Linked DNA regions of Mus musculus: region 1 is linked to region 2. Evidence: chromatin contacts called from ENCODE Hi-C or POLR2A ChIA-PET data. All regions are on one chromosome and are shown on one strand. The core of a region is the stretch at or near the end of the contact, and the rest is flanking DNA. Distances in the headings are between cores, read along the strand shown.

Region 1 (5,265 bases), core at 703-3,202, 100 kb before region 2:
CTTCTTGCTCTCTTTCAATAAAAAAATTTAACTTTAAAAATTACATTTAGGGGCTGGTGAGATGGCTCAGTGGGTAAGAGTACCCGACTGCTCTTCCGAAAGTCAGGAGTTCAAATCCCAGCAACCACATGGTGGCTCACAACCATCCGTAACAAGATCTGACTCCCTCTTCTGGAGTGTCTGAAGACAGCTACAGTGTACTTACATATAATCAATAAATAAATCTTTTAAAAAAAATTACATTTAGGGCTGGCGAGATGGCTCAGCAGGTAAGAGCACTGACTGCTCTTCCAGAGGTCCTGAGTTCAAATCCCAGCAAACACATGGTGGCTCACAACCATCCGTAATAAGATCTGACACCCTCTTCTGGTGTGTCTGAAGACAGCTACAGTGTACTTATGTATAATAATAAATAAATCTTTTTTAAAAAATTACATTTAAGCCGAATAGTGGTAGCACGTTCCTTTAATCCCAGAACTTGGGAGGCAGAGGCAGGCAGATTTCTGAGTTCGAGGCCAGCCTGGTCTACAGAGTGAGTTCTAGGACAGCCAGGGCTACACAGAGAAACCCTGTCTTGAAAAACAAAAACAAAAAAACCCCAAAACAACAAAAAAAATTACATTTAAAGTGTGTGTGTGTGAGAGAGAGAGAGAGGGAGAGGGAGAGGGAGAGGGAGAGGGAGAGGGAGAGGGAGAGGGAGAGGGAGAGGGAGAGGGAGAGGGAGAGGGAGAGGGAGAGAGAGATTGATTAGAGGGCAGTTTGGAGGAATTATTTTCTCCTTTCACCAACATGGGTTCATTGGACCCAACAACTTAGGTCGTCAGTTTTGGCAGCCAGTGCTTCTACCCACTGACTCATCTCTCCTTATCCTATTTTCTTTGTCTTAAACCAGGTCACCAGGCAGTGATCTGCTGGAGCGAGTGGGAGCCACACCTTGCAAGTAGCATGCAGATGTCAGTCACAGTCTAGTTTGCCTTGGCAGCGATCTCAAATGCCTGCTGTTGTTCCACTGCAAGTTACTTATTACATCATTTCACTTTTTAAGGACTTTTGGTTTGGGCAACAAATTATAGCCACCTTAGTTACAAGTAGCAAACTTCATGGCATCCTAATTTGGCACACTCAACTTATTTTTGTTACAAGATAGCCTCCTAGAAGAGAAAGTGGGGAGAGTCAGCACCACCCTGCTTCCGAGGTTTGTCGGAGCCAGTGAATTCAGTTCTACTTGCGGGGAAAATGAGGGCAATATTCTATTTGATAGGGGATACAGTTTGCCAAATAAATAACTACATTTGTTTGTGTGGATTAGCTGTGGTCCCCTGAAACCCTCGTCCCCTAACAGGGCCCTCTGCTGTTCTGCTTATCACCTCGCCCTCCACCTCACCTATATATTCAGTATGAGGAGTACAGCTGGTGCCTTTAGGAACTATTTTTTGACATCTATCTGTAAATGAAATATTTTTCGCCATTTTCTTCGAATAAGCAATAGCATTGATGGTCCTTTACGTCTCATTTACATAAAGCACATATTTGTTAATTGTAATAAAAATATTAGTTGACTAGTCTGGCTCCCAGGACCTAAATATTGAATGGACTGAGGGCTAGGGGTAATGTGTAGTGACTTGGCTAAAGTCAATTGTAAAAGGAAGGGGACACGTGTCAAGTGTCAACTCTGGCCTAGGGCCTAGAATTTTTCCCTGGACACTGGGCTTGCATCATTTCCAGCTAGCGAAAATTTTGAGAGCTTGTGCACATAGTGACTGGTTTTCCACTTGGAGCAACCTCGAAGAAATGCTGGAGGTATCCCACTCAGCAAACTGGAGGGCCAGGAAGAGCCACATCTCAGCTACCTGCTCCCCCTCGGTAAAGACTACAGTTCCCATAAGGCGTCGGGGCACGCACAGTCCCTGCCACGCGGCTTGCACCTCCGCGTCAGTCCACTAGGGGCGATGTAGAGAGTCCTCCGCCGCCCCGTAGAAATCGACACGGCTCCGGGACCGCTTGCTTCCTGTTTGTCGGACGAGGAGACATGGCGGCAGCGCCCGCAGCGGCTGGAGCTGGGGCCAGCCGGGGGAGGCGGTTGGCAGCTACCGCGGCGGCGTGGGGCGGCTGGGGAGGTCGACCGCGGCCGGGTAACATCCTGCTGCAGCTGCGGCAGGGCCAGCTCACCGGCCGAGGCCTGGTCCGGGCGGTGCAGGTACGAGGCCGGCCCGGAGGGGCGGGGCGGGGCGGGCCAGGCTGGAGCTGGCCAGGGGCCGGGGAAGAGGCCTTTCCAGGCCGCTGCGGACCGTCCAGATCCCCCTTGGCTGGCCGCGGCGCTGTCCTGTGTGCGGTCCGGACGCTGTCAGCCGCGTTGGGACGGAGGGCAGTGGCCAGCTTGGAGGCCTGCGGGTCTGGGCCGAGTGGAGTCGAGCTGCCTGGGGTATTGATGGCGCGTCTAAGCCCTGGGCCGAGTTTCTAGATCCTCATTTCCCTGCGCCACGTCTGCGTGTCTGGAGGACCTTGGCGAGTTGGCTTCATCTTCTACTGGTCTCGTGTTTGCCCCTTGTGAGCAGGACGGGGTCCTCTTCACTGCAGCGCCCCCCCGCCCCCAAACGGTTCCCAAGCTTATGATAAATGTCATCTTCCCAGAGGCCTCAACGTTCCTCCTCCTTTTCTAAAGTAGGCCCCCCGGTTGTTATTCTATCAGATCACCCAATTCGTTTTCTGATGCTCTATTTTCTTTGCCTGTAATTGCATATTTCTTTGTTGTCTGCCCTTTCACGCCTGTATCTCACATTAGGCTGAGCTCCAACGGGTGCAGAAGACTCTTTTACTAGCGTAGGGATACATGCTTTGGGGGAAGAACTTTAGTTCAAAGCCCTATTCTCTTTCTCCCTCGGGCAAGTTACCTTTCAGGGCCGTTGTTTACTCATTTAATTCACCCTTTAAGGCTATTGTCAAATTCAGAGGAGATAGATGTGTCAAGTGTTAGTGTATTTCAGGTGCATATAAGGGCTGAAGGGTAATCAGTTATTGTTCTGTTTAGTGTCTAGCTTATTAAGTGTAATGATTGATGTCCTATACATGTGGTGGTGTAGGGTGTGTGTCTGTGTGTTGCGGGGGAGGGGGGTGTATAGGGCACAACCTTAGAATAAATAGATGAGGATAGGTGACTCCTCTCACTTTTTCTTCTTTCTCCCAGGTGATCCCAGAACTTACTTTGAAAACATTAGCTTAATTTCAAGATAGCTTTGTATATAGTTTTGAGGACTACATAAGGAACCAAACAGTGTTGATGGGAGAGGGACGGGCAGGAATTAGGTGAGTGGATGAGAGAATGGGTGTGAGATTTTTCTATACACCGCTACATATTTAAAGTTAATTTTGATCCATTTGAATATTACTGAAAGAACTGAACAGATCAAGGTGAAATGGTCGCAGGTGAAGGGGCGGCTGAATTTCCCTATAGAAACTGTAGATGAGCAGTCTTTTCTTCATTGCATTCCTCTGCATTTGCCTTAAGAAGAGGTGAGAAATACTTGCTCTGTCCTTGAAGCCAGAATACCTCACTGAGCGAGTGTGTCAGGACAGGCAGAGAGAGGAATGGCTAACCTTTAATGATCACATAGTTTTGGATCAGTCAATGTGCATGCAGGCTGTTGACTTTTTTTGAAAGTGAGTTTACTTTTGAGACAGGCTCTCCCTGTGTAGATTTGACTGGCCTTGAAACTCATATAGATGAGGCTGGCCTTGAACTTGTGGACGTCCTCCTACCACTGCCCTCTTAGTGCTGGGACTACAGGTGCCTTCTACCAAACCCAGAAATCTTCAATAGCTTGAGCCATATGTTGAATTCATCTCTCTCTCTCTCTTTCTCTCTTGCTCTCTTTTGGTTTTTTGAGGCAGGATTTTTCTCTGTAGACCAGGCTGGTCTCGAACTCATAAATCCACGTGCCTCTGCTTCCCAAGTGCTGGGATCAAAGGTGTGCGCTACCACTGCGCGGCCTTGAGTTCCAACTTTTAACACAGATAAGGAAACGGAGGTTTAGAAAGGTTGGGCGGTATGATTCCTAACATCCCTCCAGGTGATCACGAAGAACAGTGAACCCGAGACGTTCTTTAACACGCTGAAGGAGGCAATTTAGGAGAAGAATTTGCTTTCAAAGCTGAAATGTAGGAATGCTAGGGAACTAGATTAAAAGGTTACTAAAATATTCTTGGAGCCTGTTTTGGCTGCTCATTGTGGTTACCATTATTATTACTCTGTCAATCCCCAAAGTTTGTTTTGATTGCTTACCTTCTTAGCCTATTATTATAAATAATAATGATAATAATAATAAATAATAATTGCATATTTCTTTGGTAGTTTTATAAAGGTGTGGGAGCTATTTCAGATGTTGGATTAGAGCGCCCGTCTCCCAAATAGTAGTGATAATGATGCAGGGACCTTCACATCTTATAGTTAGTTCCCTTTCTTAGTAGAGTTCTTCAGGGTTTTTCCTTGCTCTGCACTCCCTCTCCCGATATGCAGAATAAATTACTTGCTCACCCATATCTCCATAGTACAGTACGCATACTGGTTATGGCATATGGCAGAGTAGGAAAGTGCCAAGTTTTAAAAAAACTTTAGAGGGGGCGGTGGAGGGGAGAAAATCAGATTTATTAAGTGCACTGCAAGGGGCAGCAGGCTGGGCTGTAACAAGAGCTCCACCTACCTAAAATACCCTTTAAATAAAAAATATGCATAACAGTAATCATTGCTTCTGCTTGAAATGACAGATCAGTAGTGTTTACTAGTCTCACATGGATGCACACCAGAGCTCTAGAACTTTCCCAGCTTATAAACCTGAATGAAACTCGATCCACCGAGTAACTCCTCAGGCCCCTCCCCAGCTACCCACCCTTCTGCTCTGTCTTGCTGTGAGCTTGACCAAAAGCCCTGAAGGTTTATCTGAGTCATACCATATGGTAGAATTTCCTTGGGAAAGACTGGATTTTGAGGTAAGATGGACCTGAGTTGAATCCTAGTTCCAGCCTGTGTTAGCCAGTGCCCCTAGGCTAAATCAGTCTCTTCAGATCCCAGTTTTATTATTTCTAAAGTGGTAGTAATGACATCTGTCCCGTAAGGTTGTTAGGCGTGTCAGGTGAAACAGTAGGTCTAGAAAGGTTAGCCAGTGTACCAAATACTGGCTATTTGATAAATAGTTGCTCTTAGCTAATTAGTAATTAGACTGGACTTTTTGAGAGAGTGCCTTAATTTTCTTTGTATCTTCAGAGCGTCAG
Region 2 (4,613 bases), core at 193-2,692:
TACCTGGTCATTATAGAAGCAATAAGAAAAAGGTATCAGACCACAAACATTATTCTGGCAACAGCCAGATCACCTCCCTGCCAACTCTGTCCCATTCATACGAGACATCTGGAGGGCTGTCCTTCCTAGACTGGAGAGAGGCACCTGCTTTATCTAAAGAGTTGGAAGGATTTTGGTCCCTGGGTTAGGCCACTGATTTACAGTCAGTAGAAATTCTCCTTCATAAATCTCTCTTCAATTTGACATTCCCCCTCCCCTTTTTTCCCTTCACAGCGATGGCTTGGAGCCTCACCAACTTACAGCTAACTCTGGATCATGTCTGTCTGTACCTAATATATAGAATGGCGTCTTGTCTCTGCTAAATCTCCAGCCTCAAGGTTTCTTCCTGAGGCCAGCTCTTAACAGCCTGCCCCACACTCTAGAGCCCACCTTTTATTTACACCAAACCAATTAGGAGTTTGCTATCTTAGGCATAATTCCCTAGGGTTTGATCAGATACATTCATTTCAGGAAAATTTTTATCAGAAAGGAACATCTTTTTTTAAAATCAGGTATATATAGTGGCTATTCCTGATTGTCAACTTGACTATATCTGGAATGAACTACAATCCAGAATTGGAAGGTTCACCTGTGATCCTAATCTGGAGACTGGGAGATACAAGTTTCTGACCTGGATCTTGGCATGGAGATCTTGAGGCCTAGTGACTATGAATTCCAGAAGATTAAGACAGGGAGACCTCTGAGTTTAAGGTCATCTGGGACAAAGCAAGTCCCAGATCCAGGCACACACTTTTAATCTGAGCCACACCTTCTGATGGAGACCTACATAAGGACATTGGAAGAAGGAAGATTAGCTCTTCTTTGCCCTGCTTGCCTTGTGGGACTGAGCTAGATCCTTGGACTGACATTCACAGCTGCTGTTGACCATTGTTGGGGAGTTGGACTACAGACTGTAAGTCATCTACAAATTCCCTCACTATATAGAGACTACCCATAAGTTCTGTGACTAGAGAACCCTGACTAATACAAGATAACTCAGATTTTGAATCAACCTCTCACAGTCTAGGGAAAACAAAGTTAAATTACTGTAGGTTGCCAGAGGATGAGGGGTCTGTATAGAGGGAAGAGGATAATGAACTTGCATATTTACAAACAGCCCCATGGGGGCTGAAGACAGGGGTGGCTAAGAGAACTTTTGCTCTGGGTTCCCAGAGGATGCGACGCTCTCTTCTGCCTTTGAGTGTCCCCATCTCACAGCGTGCCACTAGCTCTAACTCTCTGGGAACTAAGCTAACAGGTAGCATCCCGCCGTTGTAGCCACAACCAAGGCTCTCCCTAGAGTACCGACGTATTCCTTAAAGCCCAGGTCACTGCTCATGTAATGCCCCTTCCCGGCCGCCGTCCAGTTCCATAAACACAGGGCTCCTTCCCCACCCCTCCTCTTTAGCCTTGCGGGGCGGTCTGCGCAGGCGCACTGGGTCGTACCGAAGCCCCGCCCCCCGAGCCCGGGTAACGGCGTGCGGAGTTTGAGCTTGGCGAGCAGCTGGACAACGAGCGAGTAAGTCGGGGCTTCGCGACGGCGGCTGGCGAGGGTCAAGTTTCCTTGGGAGGAGAGCGGTGAGGGAGGGGTCTGAGAGCGATTAGAACGCGGCGAGCGGGCAGATGACGCGGTGGCTGGGAACGCGGCGAGCACCGGGAAACTTGTGTCCAGTGAGGGGCTTGTGCTGGGCGTGCTGAACCTAGATTTCCAGATCGCCGGTTCCCAGCTCGGACACTGTTAGCGAGGCTAGAGCCAGAGTTCTAGGGAAAATAAACAAGCCACCATCAAAAACTGGGAGAGATCAGGAACAAACTTTGTCTAGGGATGGGGAGCGGACGGGGCCCATCACGGGGACAAGACAGGACAAGCGACTGTGTTGTAGCCCGAGGCCCTGAGCCCGCACTCGCCTCGCCCAGGGGATTAAAGTCCAACGGGATTTCTGTGTGGGCGTTTTAAAGTTTTTCGTGATTCATTCACCACTTACTTATTTAACCTTCAATGAAGTATCAAGGCAAATGCTATTTTTATGATAGAGGTACGAACCTGGACAGAGAAATCCGGCGATGGCTTCCAAAACAGAATCAAGAGTTGGGGGTACAGAGGCTGGGGATGTAGCTCAGTGGGAGAACCTTTAAGCCACGAGGAAAGCAGGAAAGCGAGGAAAGCAGGAAAGCGTCATCATCCAAGATCTGAAAGTAAGAGAGAGAGGCTGGTGTGTTTTAGTCACTTAAGATGCCTTTACTACTCTGAAAGTGCCCAGGAAGAGGAGTGGGTTGGCAGTAGAGGCAGACATGAGGGAATTCAAAGCGCTGCATTTAGTCAGCAGAATCCACAGGACTGGAAGAAATGGGCTGTAAGAGAAAAGTGCACGTGAGGCTGGGATGTCAGGGTGAGACTCATTAGAGGAGGACCGCCCCAGGGAGCAGGAGGAGTGTTCTAGATTGAAAACCAGGAAAGAACTTGCTGTGTAAATACAAACTTGAGTGTCACCAGCCAAACAAGTCACAGAACAGTTAAATCTGTAGAAAGGAAAACAAGGGGCCCAGTTAGCATTGTCTAGTTATTACTAGTATAGTGTTTTTGTTCATGAATATGCATGGACACCCAAACACTGGTGTGTGTGTGTGTGTGTGTGTATGTATGTGTGTGTGTGAGATGCAGATGTGCTGTCAGTGTTTGTATGTGAGGGTGCCCTGAGCATCAGGTGTCTTCCCTGATCAGTGCACTTCCTCTCTGCACCTCTGGGATTATAGCCTGCTCACTATCTGCCCAGGATTTATGTGCATAATTGGGGGTCTGAGCTCTTTACCTGCTAGCCCCCTCCTTCGCCCTCTACCTTATTTTTTTTGTTTTTAAAGACAGGGCCTTACTGAACCTGGAGCTCACTCGCATTCACTAACCAGCAAGCTGCAAATGTCCAGCTGTCATGATCTCCCCAGCACTGCAAGTTCAAAGCTAGCCTAGCCTGAGCGCCAGGCCAGCCAGGGCTGTATCTCCAACAGCATTTGAGCTAACAAGTTTCATTACTTCTTTTCCTGGTCAGGATCTTGCTCTGTCACCCAGGCTGGCCTCCAACTCAGCAATCCTCCACTCTCAGCCTCCCAAGCACTGGTCTCACAGGCAGGCATGACCACACCCAGCTGAATAGTTGACTAATTAAGCTCTCTGCTTTGAAGGCTATGGGGCATGATGTTGGCTTCAATCCCACTACTGTGTTCCATCTTTTATGGGTGCCGAGGATAGACTTCTCATGTTTGTGTGGCTAGCACCTTACCCACAGAGCCATTGCTTCAGCTGATACAGAGACTTGCTGTGTAGCCCAGGCTAGCCTCAAACTCATGGTTCTCCTGCCTCCACCTCCTGAGTACTGGGATTACAGCCCTGCACCACTATGCCCATCTGTAGTGATTATTTTTAATGTGTTCTCTTTCTCTGGGTTGCCAGTTCCCAGCCGTTTAACAGTCTTGTCAGCCAAGCAGAAGCCCATGGACAGACATCTGTGGAGAGATGGGACTAGTGGAGGTCCAGTTGCTCTAATGTTGGAGCCATGGGTTATTTTGGCCCTGTTCCTGGGTTTCCATACAACCTCTAACAGGCCTCCCACTGCTTGTGGAGTGGGAACAAACAGAACAAGTTCCTAGCCTAGCACTCAGCTATGGGTTCATGGGTTAGGCTTGGTCCCCAGTGTAGTGATTTTGGGTAGTGGTGGGACCCTTAAGAGGTGAGGCCTGTGGGATGTCCCTAGATCACTGAGGAAGCTGCCCTTGGAAGCTATTGAGGTCGCTCTTTTGAGGCCTAGTTACTTCTTGGAGGAGTGAGTTGTTATGAGTGAGCCTGAGTCACACACACTGTTTGGTTCCTTCCTGCTCATGTGCCCACCATTAAAGACCCTCAGCCAGGGAGTCCTCAACAAAGCCAGCTCCAAGCCCCTCCACCTTCAAAGCAGAGAGCTTAATTAGTCAACTATTCAGCTGGGTGTGGTCATGCCTGCCTGTGAGACCAGTGCTTGGGAGGCTGAGAGTGGAGGATTGCTGAGTTGGAGGCCAGCCTGAGTGACAAAGCAAGATCCTGACCAGGAAAAGAAGTAATAAAACTTGTTAGCTCAACTGCTGTTGGAGACAGTACCTTGCTGTACAGCCCTGGCTGGCCTGGCACTCAAAATGGAGCTCAGGCTAGCTTTGAACTTGCAGAAATGTTCCTACTTCTGCTGGGATCATAGACAACATACCATCATGCCCAAATAAGAAACCTCCTTATATAGTTACCCAGATTCAGGTCTTTCACCATGGGAACAGGAAACTGACTGCAAAAAGCTCTGAACATGCTGAGAAACCCAGCTGATTTTTCTCATTTAGTCCACTGTCCTTACTTACAGGGGAAGTGAAGGGTACAGACTCAAACCAGGTCTGTCTGAATCCAGTGTCGTGTTCTTTCCTATGACTGCTGTCTCCCCGTCCTCACCCACAGGGCGCTTGTCCAGACTGCCTTGAGATCACATGGTCTTTCTGTCAAAGCGTTGTGCTGAGGCTGGCAGACTTGGGTGAATTATCCAAACCCAGCGCATTCATGAGGA

Evidence for each region. A loop is a pair of places that touch in the nucleus more often than their neighbours do. ChIA-PET counts read pairs that join two places held with the same protein, here RNA polymerase II (POLR2A).
Region 1: a loop to region 2 is called in a map of left cerebral cortex, with 6 times the contacts of the local background. The contact joins the promoter of Trpc4ap here to the promoter of Gss in region 2. A Hi-C loop is called at or near these places in 1 of 37 maps with a recorded cell type or tissue (left cerebral cortex). POLR2A ChIA-PET finds 5 or more read pairs at or near these places in 1 of 5 experiments (embryonic stem cell).

Annotation. Positions count from the first base shown.
Region 1 is chr2:155,689,071-155,694,335 of GRCm38, reverse strand. Trpc4ap (transient receptor potential cation channel, subfamily C, member 4 associated protein) reads left to right here and starts at 1,952. Exons shown (of 19, transcript NM_001163452.1): 1 at 1,952-2,197. The coding sequence starts at 2,030.
Region 2 is chr2:155,589,639-155,594,251 of GRCm38, reverse strand. It overlaps Gss (glutathione synthetase), which reads left to right and starts at 1,442. Exons shown (of 13, transcript NM_008180.2): 1 at 1,442-1,558. Gssos2 (a long non-coding RNA gene) reads right to left here. Exons shown (of 5, transcript XR_001783522.2): 4 at 2,084-2,229; 5 at 1-1,800.